Regions from separate parts of the Homo sapiens genome. Here region 1 is linked to region 2. Evidence: read pairs that join two places in POLR2A ChIA-PET (ENCODE). Cell type or tissue: A673. All regions are shown on one strand. Each heading gives the region's core, and the rest is flanking DNA. Links, peaks and the distances in the headings are about the cores only.

Region 1 (10,718 bases), core at 1-8,000, 75 kb before region 2:
TATCAACATCATGGCTCATGCCAAGGGATCAATCCGTTTTCAGAAGAGGAAATATCCTAGCTACCTACAAGTGATGGAGCCTAGATTTACCCCAGGAATGCCTGACAACTTTTGGCCTATTCAAGGTTTTTTGAGGGTTTTTCTTTTGTTTTCTGGTGAGACAGGGTCTCTGTCACCCGGGCGAGAGTGCAGTAGCATGATCACAGCTCACTGTTACCTTGAATTCCTGGGCTCAAGTGATCCTTCTCCTTTAGCCTCCCAAGTAGCTGGGGTTACAGGTTTTGCGCACCATCATACCCAGCTAATTCTTTTTTTTTTTGAGATGGAGTCTTGCTCTGTTGCCCAGGCTGGAGTGCAGTGGCACAATCTCGGCTCACTGCAAGCTCCGCCCCCCGGGTTCATGCCATTCTCCTGCCTCAGCCTCCCAAGTAGCTGGGACTACAGACGCCTGCCACCACGCCCGGCTAATTTTTTGTATTTTTAGTAGAAACGGGGTTTCACCTTGTTAGCCAGGATGGTCTCGATCTCCTGACTTTGTGATCCACCCTCTTCAGCCTCCCAAAGTGCTGGGATTACAAGTTTACAGGCGTGAGCCACCGCACCCGGCTTTTTTTTTTTTTTGAGACAGAGTTTCGCTCCTGTTGCCCAGGCTGGAGTGCAATGGTGCAATCTTGGCTCACCCCAACCTCCACCTCCTGGGTTCAAGCGATTCTCCTGCCTTAGCCTCCCAAGTAGCTGGGATTATAGGCATGTGCCACCACGCCCAGCTAATTTTGTATTTTTAGTAGAGATGGAGTTTCTCCACGTGTGGTCAGGCTGGTCTTGAACTCCCGACCTCAGGTGATCTGCTTGCCTCGGCCTCCCAAAGTGCTGGGATTACAGGCATGAGCCACTGCGCCCAGCCCATGCCCAACTAATTTTTTTTTTTTTGAGACGGAGTCTCGCTCTGTCGCCCAGGCTGGAGTGCAGTGGCACAGTATCAGCTTACTGCAAGCTCCGCCTCCCAGGTTCATGCCATTCTCCTGCCTCAGCCTGCCAAGTTAGCTGGGACTACAGGTGCCCGCCACCACGCCCGGCTAATTTTTTTTTGTATTTTTAGTAGAAATGGGGTTTCACCGTGTTAGCCAGGATGGTCTTGATCTCCTGACCTCGTGATCCACCTGCCTCGGTCTCCCAAAGTGCTGGGATTACAGGCGTGAGCCACCGTGCCTGGCCCGTTTTTTAGTTTTTCAATACCCCCAAAGTCTTAAGCCATCCCTGGGCAAAAAAGGCTAATTGGTCTCGGAGCATATTCTCAACCACAGCCACTCTGAAGGGTATAGCAAGCTCCAACGTGAGATTCTGCCTAAAAGCCACTGCTCTATGTCAAGCTGCCTAGAACTGTGCCAACTGTGGCTATATCTGAGGGGGTCCCAGACCACTGCCATTCTTCCTTTCCCACTCTCCCAGCCTCTCACCAGCACCACAACCCGGGCCTGGGGCTGTCGCTCATTCACCAGTTGCACAATGGCCTTGATGCCACCAGTCACCTGCTCTGCTGTGTGTCCGTGGTTGTTGGTGCCCACCCAGACCACCACAATCTGTGGAAAAAGAGACATGAAGCAGCGGTGAGGGGGCAGCCAAAAGATGTTTTAGAGCCCCACCCAAGCCCCGCTCACCTTGGGCCGGATGTGTTCCAGCTCCCCATTCTCCAGCCGCCACAGTACATGCTGTGTGCCGTCACCACCAATGCCAAAGTTAAGTGCATGCAGAGGAGAGAAGAGCTCGCGCCAGATCTGTGGGCAAGAAGTGGTGTGGGCAAGAAGTGGTAGGGGCACAAGGGCACTGTCCGCATGGACCATCCCCCTCTGTCCAGGTGTTAACCAAATGCCATTATGGAAGAACCTTACTTCATGGAAGCAGTCTTAAAATTTTACCTGGAGCAAACTCCAGCATGGCTGAACCTCACTTTATAGAAATCTATTAGAGTCTCTCACTTATTTTATTTTATTTTATATTTTTGAGACAGAGTTATTTTATTTTTGAGACAGAGTCTCACTCTGTCACCCAGGCTGGAGTGCACTGGCACTATCTCGGCTCACTGCAACCTCCGCCTCCCTAGTTCAAGTGATTCTCATGTCTCAGCCTCCTGAGTAGCTGGGACTACAGGTGTACGCCACCACGTCCAGCTAATTTTTTGTATTTTTAGTAGAGATGGGGTTTCACCATGTGGGCCAGACTGGTCTCGAACTCCTGACCTCAGGTGATCCACCTGCCTCGGCCTCCCAAAGTGGTGGGATTACAGGCGTGAGCCCATGGTGCCCAGCCTATTTATTTTTTGAGACGGAGTTTTGCTCTTGTTGCCCAGGCTGGAGTGCAGTAGTGCGATCTCGGCTCATTGCAATCTCTGCTTCCCAGGTTCTGGCGATTCTCCTGCCTCAGCCTGCCAAGTAGCTGGGACTATAGGCATGTGCCACCATGCCCAGCTAATTTTTGTATTTTTAGTAGAGACAGGATTTCGCCATGTTGGCCAGGGTGGTCTCGAACTCCTGGCCTCAGGTCATCCGCCTGCCTTGGCCTCCCAAAGTGCTGGGATTACAGGCGTAAGCCACCACACCCTGCCTAGAGTCTCTCACTTTAAACCAAGCCCCAGGCTCTGTTGCTCATGCTGAGGTGGGCGGACTGCTTGAGCCCAGGAGTTCAAGACCAACCTGCGCAACAGGGCAAAACCCCATCTCTACAAAAATTACAAAAATTAGCCAGGTGCATGGTGATGTGCACCTGTAGTCCCAGCTACTCGGAGACTAAGGTGGGAGGATCACTTGAGCCCAGGAGGCAGAGGTTGCAGTGAACAGAGATCATACCACTGCACGCCAGCCTGGGTGACAGAGCAAGACCCTGTCTCAAAAACCAACCAACCAACCAACCAACCAACAAAACAAACCAAGCCCCATAGAAGCAAGACTCACTTCATGAAAATCCAGTCTGCTTGAGCCATGCATTGAATCAATGGCATTACAGTTGAAACTTATTTTGATGAAACCCATTACAGTTGGACATGCTTTGTGGAAAGATATTATTATGATTGAGTCCTCTTTGTGGAGTGCCATTAGAGTTGCCCTTCGCTTCCTGTAAAGTGACTATAGCTTTGTGTAAACCCAACAGGGCTGCGCACTACTTAAAGCAAACAAGAAAGAGCCTCACTTTAGGCAAGCCTATGGCAGGAAAGCCTCATTTTAGGTCTTAGTACATTATACACAAATCCAATCTGATAAAACCAAGGCATACATTTCTTTCTCAATAGAATGTTGCACCTTACACCAAGATTCTCAGAGCCTCGGGCTGCCTGAGGCCAATCTGGGTACTCTCATAATACCTCACCTGGCCTGGGTTCTGGTCCAGATGTGTCAGCATGGACACAGGGCTGGATGGGGCAGGGGGAGAGGGACTGCCCTCACCTCGCACTGGTGCATGAGCTGGACCAAGGAGTCCCCGATGAAGACGACTTCGGGTTCCTTATCTTTGCTGTCAGCCACGAACCGATGGTGCTGCGGGAGCGCGCGAGAGGGAGTCAATGGCATGCACGCTCCAGGGCCCGCCCCGCCCTGCTCCCTTAGGCAGCGCCTCCTCAACTGCCCTCAGTTTCCCAATCAGGTAGTGAGAGTGGCACGAACCAGCCGTTCTCCTGAGCCACCCCCCGCGCCCCCGGACTCCTCAATATCCCAGGTGGGAACGCTCACCAGGGACATCCAGCGCCCGTCGCCCTGTACGTCCTGCACCGGCGTGGGCTTGCTGGCTGGGTTCTCCTCTCCACTCATCTTGGCGCCGCAGCTCCTGCAGGATGAGCGAGTCGGGTCGGCCCGGGAGTGTTCCGAACGGAGCTGGCTCCGCCACGCCCACTCCTACCCCTCGCGGCAACAAAGGACCGTCCCAACGCTAGCACACCCGCGGAGGACGAAGGCCGATACAGGGCGCCGCCTCCTCTCCAGGGACGGAAGCCTTCACTTAGGAGGTAGGTGGAATCAGGAACCTTCGCTTCCCCCACGACGGCCGCACAGTGGGCTCGCCCGGCGCTTCCCGCTCGGGCCGCTGACTCCCAGGCCGCGCACCCGGCACGGGGTGGGGGGAGGGAGAGGCGAGACCATCCAGCTCCCGAGGCGGGGAGGAGGGAGAAACCACCCACCGGTCACGGGGAGGGGCGAACTACCTGAAGAGTCGAGAGTGGGCGGGGAAAATCTAGCCCTCTGTCTAGCAAATGGGAAGAAACCATTTGCTGTACAGAGTGAAATGTGCGGAAGGGACCACCTACTGTTGCGGGGGGGGGGGTGACCCATTCACGTGGTGGGGGGAGGGGAGCGAGTGGACGAGTCCATTCTTATATTCCCTTGAAGGGGTGGCTCGAATGCACCTGGCTGGGGGGGACGCTCCTATTTTCTACTGATGTGGGGGACAGAAAAGGAAGATGACAAAATGTGAAAATTCGAGGCTCCCTTCTAAGGAGCCACTCTAAGGCCGCGCCAGGGCTTTAGTGAGCCTATCTACTCGTGGGCTTCCCCTACTCAAAACACCGTGGGTGTGTGTGTGTGTGTGTGTGTGTGTGTGTGTGTGTGTGTGTTGAAATCTAAAGTACATATCTTTGCATTCAAGACATCACAGGACCCCTACTCAAAACACCGTGTGTGTGTGCGCGCGCGTGGCATAACATATAAACTACATATCTTTGCATTCAAGACACCATAGGACCTGCTTGGAGGGTAGAAGAAGGTGCAGAAAGAGAAAGGAAATTAGAGACGCCTCCAGGGCTCAGGTCCAGTCTGGCGTCCCTCCGGCAGATCATCTTGCAGATCTGCAGCCTCTACACTCTCTCTAAACCCACAGGCCAACTGGGTATGTCTGAGCTCTGAAACCTACATCCATAGCCAAGGCCACCTAGGGTCGCGCCTCTCCCCCAACGCTGCCCCAAATTAATCTCAGACCTCAGTGTCTTCTCAGATCTCCCTCTTCTCTGGGACCAGGTGGGGGGCTCACTCCCTGCTAAACGTCCTGGTCATGTTCTTGTAGCCTCACTCCAGGTGGGACCTTCCCATGTATTCATTCCTTCGAGGTGGATTGATACTGAGACAGAGATGAGTGTTATTCATTGTGTTTATGTTTTCAATCCACTTTCCTGGAACTGGGCCGGGCACACAGTGGTTATTCCACAAGTGCTTGCTGAATGAGTAGTAAATGAGTGGGTCAGCTCCTGACCTTGTCCCAATGTGTTTAGGGAGACAGATCCAGACACAGAGGTGTAGGGGTGTCAAAGTTGTGTTTGAGGGAGAGACAGGGACCTCTGGGGAGGAAGAGGAGAAGGACTCTGAGGACTATGGGTTTCCTAGGAGTAGTATCTCAGCTGGGTCTGAAAGATAATGAAGAATGGGCAAGCAGAAAGAAAAGACACAGGTAATCACTTTCTTATTAGGTTTGGGGAATATCGTGGAATAGCTTGATTTTAAAGTCTGAGGGAGGCCAGCATGGAGGCTCATGCCTGTAATCCCAGCACTTTGGGAGGCTGACATGGTCGGATCACTTGAGGTCAACCAGCCTGGCCAACATGGCGAAACCACGTGTCTACTAAATATACAAAAAAAAAAAAAAAATTAGCTAGGCATGGCAGCACACGCCCGTAGTCCCAGCTACTTGGGAAGGCTGAGGCAGGACAATTGCTTGAGTCTGGGAGGCAGAGGTTGCAGTGAGCTGAGATCGCGCCACTGCAGCCCAGCCTGGGCAACAGTGGCCCAGCTTGGGTGACACAGCGAGACTCTGTCTTAATTACAAAAATAAACAAACAAATAAAGTCTGAGGGAGCCAGGTGCAGTGATGCATGCCTGTAGTCCCAGCTACTGGGGAGGCTGAGGTGCGAGGATCGCTTGAACCCAGAAGTTTGAGACCAGCCTGGGTAACACAGTGAGACCCTGTCTAAAAAAAAAAAAAAAAAAAGGCTGGGCGCGGTGGCTCACGCCTGTAATCCCAGCACTTTGGGAGGCCGAGGTGGGCAGATCACGAGGTCAGGATCGAGACCATCCTGGCTAACACGGTGAAACCCCGTCTCTACTAAAAATACAAAAAATTAGCGGGGCGTGGTGGCAGGCGCCTGTTGTCCCAGCTACTTGGGAGGCTGAGGCAGGAGAATAGCGTGAACCTGGGAGGCAGAGCTTGCAGTGAGCCGAGATGGCACCAGTGCACTTCAGCCTGGGAGACAGAGCGAGACGCCGTCTCAAAAAAAAAAAAAAAAAAAAAAAGGGCAAGTGCCTGTAGTCCCAGTTAGTTGGGAGGCTGAGGCAGGAGGATAGCTTGAGCCTGGGAGATGAGGTGGCAGTGGCCCATGATGGTGTCACTGCACTCCAGGTTGGGTGACAGAGTGAGTCCCTGTCTCCAAAAAAGAAGTCATAATCAGCTAGGCACGGTGGCTCACTCCTATAATCCCAGCACTTTGGGAGGCTGAGGTGGGCAGATCACTTGGCGTCAGGAGTTCAAGACCAGTCTGACCAACATAGCAAAACCCCATCTCTATTAAAAAATACAAAGATTAGCTGGGCAAGGTGGTCTGCGCCTGTAGTCCCAGCTACCTGGGAGGCTGAGGCAGGAGAATCGCTTGAACCCGGGAGGTGGAGGTTGCAGTGAGTTCAGACTGTGCCACTGCACTCCAGCCTCAGTGACAGATTTAAATTCCATCTCAAAAAGAAAAGGAAAGAAAAGAAAAGAAAAGAAAAAAGTCTTAATTATGCCTTCAAGTCAGTGATATAAGAGAGAATTTTTTTTTTTTTTGATAGAGTCTCGCTCTGTCGCCTAGGCTGGACTGCAATGGCGCGATCTCGGCTCACTGCAACCTCTGCCTCCCAGGTTCAAGCGATTCTCCTGCCTCAGCCTCCTGAGTAGCTGGGACTACAGGCGTGTGCCACCACGCCCGGCTAATTTTTTGTATTTTTAATAGAGAAGAGGTTTCACTGTGTTAGCCAGGATGGTCTCGATCTCCTGACCTCGTGATCTACCTGCCTTGGCCTCCCAAAGTGCTGGGATTACAGGCGTGAGCCACCATACCCAACCGAGAAAAAAATTTTTAAAAATAAAGTCTTAGAGGATAAGTTGGAGCAGTTCCTGAAGCAAAGCTTAGTGAGAAACAAAGCTTCCAGGCATTCTTCATTCACCAGGCCCATTTCAAGTTAGACATATTGGTCTAGTTTATCCTTCTAGCAACCAAATGAGGAAGGTAGTTTTATTACCAACCCAATTTTACAGGTCAGAAAACTAAGTCTGACCAGTTACAAACATTTCCAAGGTCACACAGCCCAGTTGTGCCATTTTGGGCATTTAAACCAAGCCTAGCTATGAATCACAACACTACACTAACTTTTTTTTGAGATGGAGTCTTTCTCTGTCACCCAGGCTGGAATGCAGTGGTGTGATCTCGGCTCACTGCATCCTCCACTTCCCAGGTTCAAGCAATTCTCCTGCCCCAGCCTGCTGAGTCGCTGAATATACAGTCGTGAGCCAATGCATGTGGCCTAATTTTTGTTCTTTTACAGGGTCTTGCCGTCTCCCTCAGGCGGGCGTGATCATGGCTCACTGCTGCCTCCACCTCCTAGGCTTAAGTGATCCTCCTGCATCAGCCTCCCAAGTAGCTGGGCCCACAGGCAAGAGCCACTGCGCCCAGCTTATTTATTTATTTAGAGACGGAGTCTCGCTCTGTCGCCCAGGCTGAAATGCATCTCGGCTCACTGCAAGCTCCGCCTCCCGGGTTCACGCCATTCTCCTGCCTCAGCCTCCCGAGTAGTTAGGACTACAGGCGCCCGCCACCACGCCCGGCTAATTTTTTGTATTTTTAGTAGAGACGGGGTTTCACCGTGTTAGCCAGGATGGTCTTGATCTCCTGACCTCGTGATCCGCCCACCTCGGCCTCCCAAAGTGCTGGGATTACAGGCGTGAGCCACCACGCCCAAAGCTAATTTATTTTTTGTAGTCAGGGTCTCCCTATGTTGTCCAGGGTGGTCTTGAACTCTTGGGCTCAAGCCAGCCTCCTGCCTCTGCCTCCCAAAGTGCTGGGATTACAGACGTGAGCCACCACGCCCGGCCAACTGTATAAGTTTTCTAGGGATTATGTCTGTGGCTGCTTGGGGGACAGCTGTGCATGGGGGCTACCATGACCCTTCTTCCCTTTGGCACGCCTGGTCTCAACTAGCCCTCGAAAGACCGCTGATAGCTATCTGAACCAATCAGCATTCAGGAAGGGGGCGGACCTAGTGAACCTCACAGCCAATTGAGGGCTGGGAGGTGCTGAGACCAAGAAAGGGAGATTTCTGAAATTGAGGCTGGGAGGGGAGGGGCTATAACCGGCGCTTCCCTGGCACGCGCCGCTAGGTTTCCGTCCTCTCAGAGCCACGAAGCCAAAGGGCATGGAAAGGGCACGCGCATGCGTGTGGGGGAGCCCGAGGCCCGGAACAGCGCCAGGTGACTTCGAGAGCTGGGGTCACCGCGGAAAAGAAGCCATTGCGCCCCACAGCTACGTGAAGTGGGAAGGGCCGGGGTTCGTTGGGGCGAGAGAGGTGCCCTTCCCACACCCTGCTCCTGCCAACCGTACCCCACTCCCTTCACTCTGCCCACCCTGCCCTACCGCGGCTGGCCACCATGCTTCCTCTCCTACCCTAGGCCCTTCCTTTGTGATCAGGCCCTGTCCCTGATCGCGCCTCTGTCTCCCTTCCTGTTCTCTTGAGGTTTTCTCAGGCTTTCCAGACTTCTCTTGCTGCTCTCCCTCTCCTGCTTCTCTTTCTCTACTATCTCTTTCCACTTTCTGCATTCCCCTGTACCTCGTCTACCCCTGGATTTCTCCGTCCAGAATCACTTTCTGGTCCCCCAAATCCCTCCAATCTCATGACCCCTTCACCACCCTCCATCTTTTGTTGTTGTTGTTGTTGTTGTTGTTGTTGAGACAGAGTCTCGTTGTGTCCCCCAGGCTGGAGTGCAGTGGCGCGATCTCGGCTCACTGCAACCTCCGCCTCCCGATTTCAAGCGATTCTCCTGCCTCAGCCTCTTTGAGTAGGTGAGATTACAGTCATTCACCACCACGCCGGCTAATTTTTGTATTTTTAGTAGAGGCGAGGTTTCACATGTTGCCCAGGCTGGTCTCGAACTCCTGACCTCAAATGATCTACCCACCTCGGCCTCCCAAAGTGCTGGGACTACAGGCGTGAGCCACTGCGCCTGGCCCCCACCCTCCATCTTTTTTTTTTTTTTTTTTTTTTTTTTTTGAGATGGAGTCTCGCTCGGTCATCCAGGCTGGAGTGCAGTGGCGCGATCTCGGCCCACTGCAAGCTCCGCCTCCTGGGTTCACGCCATTCTCCTGCCTCAGCCTCCCGAGTAGCTGGGACTACAGGCGCCCGCCACCGCGCCCGGCTAATTTTTGGTATTTTTAGTAGAGATGGGGTTTCACCGTGTTAGCCAGGATGGTCTCCATCTCCTGACCTGGTGATCCGCCCGCCTCGGCCTCCCAAAGTGCTGGGATTACAGGTGTGAGTCACCGCGCCCGGCTCACCCTCCATCTTTTAACTGTTTCCCCATGTCCCTGTTCCTAATAGCCTCTCTCTGTTTCCTGGCTTATCTTCCCATTAGCTGTGACTCCTTCGACTTCATCTTACCCCTGTGATTCCTTATCTGACCAAACCTTTTCCAATCTCTCTCTGCTCACTTATTTTCTCTCATCTTCTCTCTCTCTTTTAAGAGACAAGGTCTCACTCTCTTGCCCAGGCTGGGGCACAGTGATGCAATCATAGCTCAGAGTAACCTCCAACTCCTGGGCTCAAGTGATCCTCCTACCTCAGCTTCCCTAGCAGCTGGGACTACAGGTGTGGGCCACCGAATCCAGCTTTTTTTTTTTTTTTTTTTTTTTTTTGAGATAGAGTCTCACTCTGTCACTCAGGTTGAAGCGCAGTGGCGCAATCTCGGCTTACTGCAACCTCCGTCTCCTGGGTTCAAGCGATTCTCCTGCCTCAGCCTCCAGAGTAGCTGGGATTACAGGCGCGCACCATCACATACAGCTAATTTTTGTATTTTTAGTAGAGACAGGATTTCGGCATGTTGGCCAGGCTGGTCTCGAACTCCTGGCCTCAAGTGATCTGCTCGCCTTGGCCTCCCAAAGTGCTGGGATTACAGGCATGAGTCACCACACCTGGCATCATCCAGCTAATTTTTATTTTTATTTTTTGTAGAGATGAGGGTCTCACTTTGCTGCTCAGGTTGGTCTTGAATTCCTAGCCTCAAGCGATACTCCCGCCTCAGCCTCCCAAAGTGCTAGGATTACAGATTTGAGCCACCATGCCTGGCCTCATCTGGTCATTCTAAATAGTATTCCCACCACACCCCAAAACATCTCCCTATTCACTTGTTTTGTTTTGTTTTGTTTTTGAGATGGAGTCTCACTCTATTGCCCAGACTGAAGTGCAGTGGCACAATCGTGACTCACTGCAACTTCTGCCTTCTGGGTTCAAGCAATTCTCCTGCCTCAGCCTCCTGAGTAGCTGGGATTACAGGCGTGCACCACCATGCCCAGCTAATTTTTTTTTTTTTTGAGATGGAGTCTTGCTCTGTTGCCCAGGCTGGAGTGCAATGGCATGATCTCAGCTCACCGCAACCTCCACCTCCTGGGTTCAAGTGATTCTCCTGCCTCAGCCTCTTGAGTAGCTGGAATTACAGGTGCATGCCACCAC
Region 2 (11,081 bases), core at 2,119-10,118:
TCAGGGTAGGGAAGGAGCTGGAATGTGATGCCACTCCCTACCTCCAAGGCTAGTGCTGAAGTGCAGTCCACAGAGCGGCCCCATCGAGAACAAGATGGGGCGGCTGAGGGCAGAGGCCTTGGAACAACCTCCCCTTTCCATCTCCTTCTTTCTGAGTGTTCAGTGAGTGCTGGAGTCTGTGCAACTCGGGTTCTAATCCCAATGGTAATTTAACTGCTTTGTGGCCTTGGGCAAACAGCTTGACCTCTGTGAACCTCAGTTTCCTCTTCTGGCCTGTTGCACAGAGTTGAGCTCACATATGGGGTGTCCATCCTGGACCACTGCAGGCCATGGGGGCTCCGTAACCCTCAACTTCTTCCCCAGATGCCAGTGTAATGGCCACGCGGACACATGTAACGAGCAGGATGGGACGGGCTGTCCATGTCAGAATAACACAGAGACGGGCACATGCCAGGGCAGCTCCCCCAGTGACCGTCGAGACTGCTACAAGTACCAGGTGCGGCTGCAGAAGCTAGTGGTGGGCCGAGGGCCCTACACCTTGTGGAGGTCAGGGCTGGGATGAGGTAGCCAGGCTCGGGCAGGACTGACAACATGGTTCCAAATCAGTGGTTTTGGGATCAAGTGCAGCTTGACAGACTGTTCCTGAGCCCCATTCAGTTACAGGCCCTAGGCAGTGATGCTGGGGACCAAGATATGAGCCTCTGGGGGACTCTCAGACTGGTGGGGAGACAGTCTCCATTACAGGTAGTCACAGCTAAAGGTGGCACATGCCAGAAAATCTATCCCATGGTAGCTCAACCGAAAAAAGAAAATGGGCTGGGCATGGTTGCTCATGTCTGTAATCCCAGAACTTTGGGAGGCTGAGGCGGGAGGATCACTTGAGCCCGGGGGTTCAAGACCAGCCTGGGCCATATAGTGCAACCCCATCTCTGAAAAAAAATTTAAAAATTAGCCTGGCATGGTGGTGCACATCTGTGGTCCCAGCTACTTGGGAGGTGGAAGTGGGAGGATTGCTTGAGCCCAGGAGGTCGAGGCTGCAGGACTCTGTCTCAAAACAACAACAACAACAACAACAACAACAACAACAAACACACACACACACACACACACACAACAGAAGAAAAGAAAATGTATTGACTCTTAGAACTGAGGGTCTGGGGTCTGCCTTCAGGACTGGCTATATCCGGGTGCTCACACAATGCCATCAGAAGTCTCTCTGCATCTTGACTCTGCTTTCCTCTGCATTGGCTTCATTTTCAGGCAGATTCTTCCCAGTTGGCAGACCCCCTCTGATGAACTGAGGCTAGCAGAGATCTCATATCATTTAATACCCAGATTCAAATTCCCCTCGAGTGCATTTCCCTTTTTCTTCTGCACAGAGGCTCCTGGAGTGCCTGCACTGGCCACCTGGCTGGCTGCTGTGTTCCAGACTTGCCTCCATGATGTCCCAGGCTCCTTCCTCAGAGGACAACTCCCGCCACCTCCCCGCCACCTTCTCTCTCCAGTCCCAGAGGGAAGAGAAAGTCCCTTGCTCTCAGTCTTCCTTACCCATCTACAGAAACATAATAGCTGCAAACATAATAGCTGCCACCCCAAATGGCAACAGTTTTACAAGCCTTACTGACCCTTAACATTTCTATCCTGGGCCAGAATTTCTGCTTTTTTATTTTTTTTTTAATTTTTAATTTAATTTAATTTTTTTTGGACACAGAGTATTGCTCTGTTGCCCAGGCTGGAGTGCAGTGGTGGGATCTTTGCTCGAGGCAGCCTCCACCTCCTGGGTTCAAGTGATTATCCTGCCTCAGCTTCCTGAGTAGCTGGGACTACAGGCGTGTGCCACCATGCCTGGCTAATTTTCTGTATTTTAGTAGAGATGGGGTTTCACCATGTTGCCCAGGCTAGTCTCAAACTTCTGAGCTCAGGCAATCCACCTGCCTTGGCCCCCCAAAGTGCTGGGATTACAGGCGTGAGCCACCACACCCAGCCCAGAGTTTCTGCTTTCTTGATAAGGGAAAGGCCTATTGGCTTTTACCAGGGAGTCTCAGAGATTAAATCAGACCTCCTCCTCTACCAGGTCTGTTGGCTGCTTAGAAGTAGCAGTTTTTCTTGGTTCCTTTTTTTTTTTGAGACGGAGTCTCACTCTGTCGCCAAGCTGGAGTGCAGTGGCGTGATCTTGGCTCACTGCAACCTCCGCCTCCCAGGTTCAAGCGATTCTCCTGCCTCAGCCCCCCGAGTAGCTGGGACTACAGGCACGTACCACCACCCCCCGCTAATTTTTGTATTTTTAGTAGAGACAGGGTTTCACCATGTTGGCCAGGATGGTCTTGATCTCTTAACCTTGTGATCTGCCCACCTTGGCCTTCCAGAGTGCTGGGATCACAGGCGTGAGCCACCACCCCCGGCCGGTTCTTTTTTTTAATGTATTTATTTTTAAGACAGGGTCTGGCTCTTTCACCCAGGCTAGAGTGCAGTGGTGCAATCTCAGCTCATTGCAACCTCTGCCTCCCTGGTTTCCATCATCCTCCCACCTCAGCCTCCTGAGTAGCTGAGACTACAAGCATGTGCTATCATACCTGGCTAATTTTTTTTTTAGAGATGGGGTTTTAACCATGTTGCCCAGGCTAGTCTTGAACTCCTGAGCTCAAGCAATCCACTCACCTTGGCTTCTCAAAGTGTTGGGATTCTAGGCGTGAGCCACCGTGCCTGGTTGGGCTTTTGGGTTTTTTTTTTTTTTTTTTTTTTTTTGATACAGGGCTTACTCTGTCACCCAGGCTAGAGTATAATGGCGCAATCATAGTTCACTGCAGCCTTGAACTCCTGAGCTCAAGTGATCCTCCTGCCTCAGCCTCCTGAGTAACTGTAACTATAGGCACACACCACCATGCCTGGCTAATTTTAAAAAAATTTTAAAGACGGGGGTCTTACTATGTTGCCCAGACTGGTCTCGAACTCCTGGGCTCAAGCGGCACTCCTGCCTCAGCCTCCTGAAGCACTGGGATTACAGGCATGAGTCACTGCGTCTGTTTTCTCTTGGTTCTAATAGTGATTGCAGTAATAACTAGAATGCCAGGAGCGCCTGCCACAGAGCTGGATGCTGTGCTGTGTAGACAGTGGTGACAGCATAGATATGAAAGGCTTTGCAAGACTGTGCTGGGGCCTCAGTGGGGTACAGACTTAAGAGGAAGACAGATTCAGAGACATTAAATGTCCTAGCTGGGCACAGTGGCTCATGCCAGCACTTTGAGAGGCTGAGGCGGGCAGATCACTTAAGGTCAGGAGTTCGAGACCAGCCTGGCCAACATGGTGAAACCCCTTCTCTACTAAAAATACAAAAATTAGTTGGGTGTGGTGGCGGACACCTGTAATCCCAACTACTCGGGAGGCTGAGGCAGGAGAATCGCTTGAACCCGGGAGGCAGAGGTTGCAGTGAGCCGATATCACACCACTGCACTCCAGCCTGGGCAACAGAGCGAGACTCTGTCTCAAAAAAAAAAAAAAAAAAAAAAGTCTCACCCCAGATCAGGTGGTCAGTTAGGCTTGGTGCCTGGAGTGACCCTGGTCTGATCTCAGAACTTGAGTGGTTTCCACTAAGCCACAGGAATCATAGCCGTTATCTATCCAGCCACACATTCATTCAGCACACAGTCATTGAGCACCTAGTATATGGCAAGCACCGTGCAGGTTGCTGGGGACACAGTAGGGAACAAAGCAGGCAAATGTTCTGTCTTTAGGAGTTTGCATTCTCATGGAGGCATCAGAAATGAACAAACAAGTCAGATGCTCGTGTGTTAGACAGCGAGGAGCGCTAAGGAAAGTTAAGTAGGAAGCGGGGGCTAGGGCTGTTGGGGAGTGGGAATGGTAGACGCAGGACACAGTGGCCAGGGAAGGCCTAGGTGAGAAGGAGGCTCTTGAGCAAAGATCTGAAGGAGGCAAGGGGGCTTGACAAGCTGACAAGTGACAGGAGAACCATGCAGGCAGAGGGTCCGCCAGTGCAAAGGCCCCAGGGTGGGAGGGCGCCTGGCACAGTATAGAAGAAGCATCCAGGCAGGCAGGCGAGGCTGGCTGACCCTGCGCCGAGTGCCATGCACATGATCTCAGTGGTCCTGTGAGCGAGCCGTGGTTACTCCCTGTGTGCAGAGCTCATGGGTTAAGTCTGTGTGCTCAGGCTCAGTGAGGTTAAGTCACTAGTCCAAGGCCACACAGCTAACAAGGAGGTAGAGCCAGAATGCAGCCGCGTTCTTCACTGCTGTGCCTCAGAGTGCCAGAGGCCTCAGTATCAGGGTGCTCAGGTCACTAGGGTGGCACCAGGGGCAGCAGTGCTGGAGTGCCAGGTCCTGGCAAGGTCTACACTGTGGCAGAGAAGGTCCGGGGGGTCACAGGGAAGTGACTGGGGCAGTGGGGGTGAGGCCCAGGGCAATGGCTACTTAGCAGTGGGTATAGAGTATTCGTCACTGCTGCTTGGGGGACAGGCTGGCACCGCACTCAGCCCTGATGGTCACCGCCTCTAACCCTGCCCGCAGTGCGCCAAGTGCCGGGAATCATTTCACGGGAGTCCGCTGGGCGGCCAGCAGTGCTACCGCCTCATCTCGGTGGAGCAGGAGTGCTGCCTGGACCCCACGTCCCAGACCAACTGCTTCCATGAGCCCAAACGCCGGGCGCTAGGCCCCGGCCGCACTGTCCTCTTTGGCGTGCAGCCCAAATTCACCAACGTGGACATCCGCCTGACGCTGGACGTGACCTTCGGGGCCGTGGACCTCTATGTCTCCACCTCCTATGACACCTTCGTGGTCCGTGTGGCCCCTGACACTGGCGTCCATACTGTACACATCCAGCCACCCCCAGCCCCACCACCTCCACCACCCCCTGCAGATGGTGGGCCCCGGGGGGCTGGGGATCCAGGAGGAGCAGGGGCCAGCAGTGGGCCGGGCGCCCCAGCAGAGCCACGGGTACGGGAGGTATGGCCGCGGGGCCTGATTACCTACGTGACGGTGACGGAGCCGTCGGCAGTGCTGGTGGTCCGCGGCGTGCGGGACCGGCTGGTCATCACCTACCCACACGAGCACCATGCCCTCAAGTCGAGCCGCTTCTACCTGCTGCTGCTGGGCGTGGGAGACCCAAGTGGGCCCGGCGCCAACGGCTCAGCCGACTCGCAGGGCCTGCTCTTCTTCCGGCAGGACCAGGCCCACATTGACCTGTTTGTCTTCTTCTCCGTCTTCTTCTCCTGCTTCTTCCTCTTCCTCTCACTCTGTGTGCTCCTCTGGAAGGCCAAGCAGGCTCTGGACCAGCGGCAGGAGCAGCGCCGGCACTTGCAGGAGATGACCAAGATGGCCAGCCGCCCCTTCGCCAAGGTCACCGTCTGCTTCCCACCTGACCCTACTGCCCCGGCCTCCGCCTGGAAGCCGGCTGGGCTCCCACCTCCCGCCTTCCGCCGCTCTGAGCCCTTCCTGGCACCCCTGCTGCTGACAGGGGCCGGTGGGCCCTGGGGACCCATGGGAGGGGGCTGCTGCCCACCAGCCATCCCCGCCACCACTGCTGGGCTGCGAGCTGGGCCCATCACTCTCGAGCCCACAGAAGATGGCATGGCTGGCGTGGCCACACTGCTGCTCCAGCTGCCTGGCGGGCCCCATGCACCCAACGGCGCCTGCCTGGGGTCAGCCCTCGTCACACTGCGGCACAGGCTGCACGAGTACTGTGGGGGTGGTGGGGGTGCTGGGGGCAGTGGGCATGGGACTGGTGCGGGCCGGAAGGGACTGTTGAGCCAGGACAACCTCACCAGCATGTCCCTCTGACATGCCCAGGGTTCTCATCCACAGCAGCTGGGTCACCTGATAGGGCCGCCCTGGACTTGGGGTCCCTCCACCTGGGGGCCCCTGGACACTGTCTACTTGGAGACCACTGGCCCCCTTCCCCCAGGGTTGCCCAGATGGGGCCTCCTTTGTTCTGCATTCAGCAGCTATTTATCGAGTACCTACTCTGTCAGGCACTGTCATAGGCGTGGGGCAAAGCAGGAACCAAGAGACGAGGTTCCCTGATCTCATGGGACTTAGGTTCTGGTGAAGGGAGACAATCAGTGCACATGCACACACCCCACACGCATACACACATGAACACATGCACATGTGCACACACAAGTAAGATGGCTTCAGAGAGGGAGAAGCACTGTGAGGCCTCCAGAGGATGTGGCAGTGAGGGACGATGGGGTGAAGTCAGCTGGGCATTCAAAGAAGCTAGACTGAGAACGCCTGAGAAGAACCAGCTACGGGAAGAGCTTTGGGAAGCAAAGGCAGAGGCCCTGGGGTGGGAGCAGGCTTGTTTTATTGGAAGGACCAGAAAACTGGTAAGTGTGACCCAGATCAAGTGTGAGGAGATGAGGCTGGGGATAGTCAGGGGCTGGATCACCCAGGGCCTTGTGGGCCCCACATAGGGTTTTGGGTTTTATTCTCAGGGCAATGGGAAGCTGTTGGATGGTTTGATGAAGGGGAGTGACAGGATCCGATGTACCTATTTAAGAATTTAAGAGGGTCGGGTGCGGTGGCTCATGCCTATAATCCTAGCACTTTGAGAGGCCAAGGTGGGCTGATCACAAGGTCAAGAGTTCGTGACCAGCCTGGCCAATATGGTGAAACCCCATGTCTACTAAAAATACAAAAATTAGCTGGGCATGGTGGCACACACTTGTAGTCCGAGCTACTCGGGAGGCTGAGGCAGAAGAATCGCTTGAACCCAGGAGGCGGAGGTTGCAGTGAGCTCAGATTGCGTCACTGCACTCCAACCTGGGTGACAGAGCGAGACTCCACCTCAAAAAAAAAAAAAAAATTTAAGAGGTCACTCAGTTGTGCTGTGGAGAATGGACCGGAGGGACAAGAGGGGCAGCAGGGATGGTGGGCTGGAGTAGGGTGCTGGCAATGAGGGAGTCTGGCTCAGATGTGGGATGTGTATGGAAGAATATAAATGATGGTGTGGATGTCAGGGTGAGGGAGGAGACAAAACCACGATGACCCCTAGCTTTGTGGCCTGAACTGTGGGTGGCTGAGGGGATCGTTAATTGAATGGGGCAGACTGAGGCTTGTGAGGAAGATCAGAGTCTGGTTCTTGACATGAGATGCCCTTCAGACATCTCTTCACTCAGGTCCAACTAGGGATACAGAAACACTGAATATTTCAACAGCAGAAATTGAATGGGGGGATTGATAGCGCTGGCGAGGGAAGCAGCTGGAAAGAGACAGATGGCACCCTGAGACAGCCCAGAGGTGAATAGGACCCCCAGGCTGCAGGGATAAAGCTCAGTGGTGGTGTTACCTCACCGGGGACCAGGGTCACACAGCAAAGCTGGAACAACAGAGGCGTGTTGTGGGGGAGCCTCAGAGGGGACAAAACCTCTGCCTGAGATCCCACCCCAGGTGGGCATGGGGGCCACTGAGGTTGGGGATGAAAATGCCGGTACCGTCAGTGCACAGCCCTGTTCCAGACAGTGCTGCCTGGAAGATTTCTGGGCTCTCCTGAGGCGCCACCCCGCACCTGAGCCACCTCCTTGGACTCCTGTCCTCTACCCCTTGAGGACCTCCCTCCCTTCTACCCTAGCTGTCTTCTTGAACTTGGGACTCTCCTTTCCCAAGACTTCCATCACTAGCTCCTGGAGGGACTGGACTTTGCATCTTCCCTTCGCGTGGAGCCTCAGTGTGAGAGGCCCTAGCCAATGCGTGCATGTCAGAGGTGGTGGGGACCACATCAGAAGAAGAGGGGGGTGATGAAATTAACAAATAAAAAGTATGGGGAAAACCCAGGTGTCTGAGCGCGTCTGCACATGTCCCAGCAGGGCTAGGTCTCAACTCTGACCCAGCCCCGCATGCTGGATAACTTGGATAATTGCCCTTATGATGGTGCCACTTCCAAGCTGGGGTGGCTTTGTTCCTGGCTGCCCCTCTTAAAGGGGGAAGGGGGAAGGGGGAAGGGTATGCCCCAACAGAAGCATAATAAATACCAATAAACAGCTCTTGTTTCCCAGAAGGGACGCGCTGAGGGCAGACGTGGGCAGTGGAATTTGACCCTTCCCTAGATCTTCCTCAGGGAAACCCCAGTTTGGCTCAGGAGGGAAAACAGGCTGCCTTGGTCCCAGCTACGGCTTTTTGTTGTTGTTTTGTTTTGCTTTTTGAGGGGACAGAGTCTCACTGTTGCCCAGGCTAGTGTGCAGTGGTGTGATCTTGGCTCACTGCAACCTCTATATCCCGGGTTCAAGTGATTTGCATGTCTCAGCCTCCCAAGTAGCTGGGATTACAGGCACGCGCCACCATGCCTGGCTAATTTTTTTCTATCTTTGGAGGAGACAAGGTTTCACCATGTTGGCCAGGCTGGTTTCAAACTCCTGACCTCAAGTGGTCCGCCCACCTTGACTCCCAAAGTGCTGGGATTACAGTCATGAGCCACTGCACTTGGCCTTTTTCTTTTTTTTTTTGAGACAGGGTGTCTCTTTTTCTGTGACACAGGCTGGAGTGAAGTGATGGAATCATTGCTCACTGAAGCCCCAACTTCCTGGGCTCAGGCGATCCCCCCACTTCAGCCTCCCGAGTAGCTGGAACTACAGACGTGTACCACCTCACCCAGCTAATTTTTGTAATTTTGGTAGAGATGAGGTTTCACCATGTTGCCCAGGCTGGTCTTGAATTCTGGAGCTCAAGTGATCCTCCCACCTTGGCCTCCCAAAGTGTTGGGATTATAGGTGTGAGCCACCATGCCTAGCCCAGGCACAGATTTTATTCTGGGCCCCAATAGAAGGGTTCAAACCAGACAGGGCTGAGAATGAAATGAGACCCTAGCACAATGAGCTTTCTTTTTTTTTTTTTTTTTTTCTCTGAGACGGAATCTCGCTCTGTTGCCCAGGCTGGAGTGCAGTGGTGCAATCTCGGCTCACTGCAGGCTCTGCCCACCGGGTTCACGCCATTCTCTCGCCTCAGCCTCCCGAGTAGCTGGGACTACAGGTGCCCACCACCTCGCCTGGCTAATTTTTTGTATTTTTAGTAGAGACGGGGTTTCACCGTGGTAGCCAGGATAGTCTTGATCTCCTGACCTCGTGATCCGCCCGCCTCCCAAAGTGCTGGGATTACAGGCGTGAGCCACCGCGCCCAGCCCAGTGAGCTTTCTCTAATCCATTAGAGTCACAGTCAAAACCGAAAGCATCATGAGAGCTGCTTTACCTGGCATGCACCTAGGCAAACAAAATCCCTGATTCCTCCCAGGTGGGAGCTGGAGATCTCTGTCCTCTCCATCAGCCTCAGCAGCATAGGCATCTTGCTGGGTGTGTTAAACAATGTATCTTTTCTGCACATCCCGGCTCCAAAGTGCAAGCTGGTTTCTTCATCAGGTGCTCAGCGGAGGACGATGTGTGGGACCCAGAGGGTGTGTGAGTCTCCATTATGGGCCAGGAATAACACTGTATTTTCTTTTTCTTTTTTTTCGGAGATGCTCTTGCTTCGTCACTCAGGCTGGAGTGCAGTGATGTGATCTTGGCGCACTGTAGCTTCAACCTCCTGGGGTCAAGTGATCCTCCCACCTCAGCCTCCTAAGTAGCTGGGACTACAGATGCACGCCACCAGGCCCGGCTATTTTTTTTTGGTATTTTTGTAGAGACAGGTTTTCGCTGTATTGCCCAGGTTTAACATGGTATCTTCATACTTTGTGGGCAATTTAAGGGATTTCCAGGGGTTACCTTGACCTCACGTGAGTTTTGCCTTTATGAGCTATTAGTAGCACCTACCCTCCAGGATATGATCGTGGACTTGCATTTATATGAACTGAGCAGCACATGCTGGACAGTTTGCATAGCATACTGCTGTGGTTTCATTTGGTCTCTCCAGCAATCATATGAGGTCAGTAACCCGTAATCCCCATTTGCAGATGAGAAAACAAAAGGTCATAGACATGGTTTAGCTGTTGCATGAGAGCTGTCAATTGACTCTCAGACCTATGTGCCTGACCACCAGGCTCTTCCACCTCCCAAGGAAGGACCCCTTAAATTAGGTCGACATAGCTGAAAGCTGTCCCAGCACACGTTTAGAGGTGATGCCACATGACTACCTGTACCTCACAGCAGGAAGGGTGAGGCTTTTCCAAGCATCTGTAACCACAAATCAAAAGGGTCAACAGTCCACCTCACTCATGCCTGTAATCCCAGCACTTTGAGAGGCCAAGGCAGGCGGATCACGAGGTCAGGAGTTCGAGATCAGCCTGATCCACATGGTGAAACCCTGTGTCTACTAAAAATACAAAAATTAGTTGGGCATGGTGGTGGGCGCCTGTAATCTCAGCTACTCGGGAGGCTGAGGCAGGAGAATTGCTTGAACCTGGAGGCAGAGTTTGCAGTGAGCCAAGATTATGCCACTGTACTCCAGCCTAGGCGACAGAGCAAGACTCTGTCTCAAAAAATAAATAAATAAAAATAAAAATAAATAAATAAAAGTACAAAAATTGGCTGGGCGTGGTGGCGAATGCCTATAATCCCAGCTACTTAGGAGGCTGAGGCAGGAGAATCGCTTGAACCCGGGAGGTGGAGGTTGCAGTGAGCCGAGATTGCACCACTGTACCCCAGCCTGGGCAACAAGAGCGAAACTCCGTCTCAAAAAACAAAAACAATAGCCAATTTCTGCTAGGGATAATGCAGAATATACCAACTAGAAAGCTAAGGAGTGTGAGATTTGCTGCCCTGAGAGAGGGAGTCCTGAGGGCTTGGAGTTCCACCTGCATGAGCAGAAAGGAGCTAAGATTCTTTAGGACTCCTCTGTGTTATGCGTGGACCTCTCAGGTGAAGTGTCTTCCTAGCAGTCATCCTGTGACTTTGCCCTCCTAAGCAGATGATTTGCACCACGACTGGGCCTTTTCTCTGGGATGCATAGCCACACTCCCTCCGACTCTCACAAGTGCTCTATGGTACGTGTTCCTCCCTCCACGTCAGCCCTCTGCCGTCACTTCTCCCTGCACATACCTGAGTGCAAGTGGCGTATGCTGAGGTGGGAGAGAGTCTGGGCATGGAAGGCTGGATGCCTGGTTCTAGGCTATGTGCAGCTCCAAACCCCCTGGGGATTTCAGGG

The links. ChIA-PET counts read pairs that join two places held together with the same protein. Peaks named below come from ENCODE experiments on the same cell type or tissue, not always from the same donor. Only the 100,000 strongest peaks of a DNase experiment are listed, where the experiment ranks them.
Region 1: POLR2A ChIA-PET joins it to region 2 with 14 read pairs; 11 of 35 experiments call an interaction of 5 or more read pairs at or near these places.

Annotation. Positions count from the first base shown.
Region 1 is chr19:42,298,513-42,309,230 of GRCh38, forward strand. PAFAH1B3 (platelet activating factor acetylhydrolase 1b catalytic subunit 3) reads right to left here and starts at 4,112. Exons shown (of 5, transcript NM_002573.4): 1 at 3,720-4,112; 2 at 3,438-3,527; 3 at 1,659-1,775; 4 at 1,458-1,580. The coding sequence starts at 3,797. It overlaps PRR19 (proline rich 19), which reads left to right and starts at 3,620. Exons shown (of 3, transcript NM_199285.3): 1 at 3,620-3,991. RefSeq lists enhancers at 3,587-3,636, 3,717-3,846, 3,799-4,453 and a silencer at 4,007-4,226. In A673, for the core only: no CTCF peak of the experiment used is centred there; DNase peaks (open chromatin) are centred at 3,559 and 4,089; H3K4me3 peaks cover 1,444 bases; H3K27ac peaks cover 2,385 bases.
Region 2 is chr19:42,370,987-42,382,067 of GRCh38, forward strand. MEGF8 (multiple EGF like domains 8) reads left to right here. Exons shown (of 42, transcript NM_001271938.2): 41 at 364-496; 42 at 4,521-7,779. The coding sequence ends at 5,789. Among named protein-coding and RNA genes, the nearest start is that of CNFN, 14 kb to the right of the region's middle. In A673, for the core only: no CTCF peak of the experiment used is centred there; no DNase peak of the experiment used is centred there.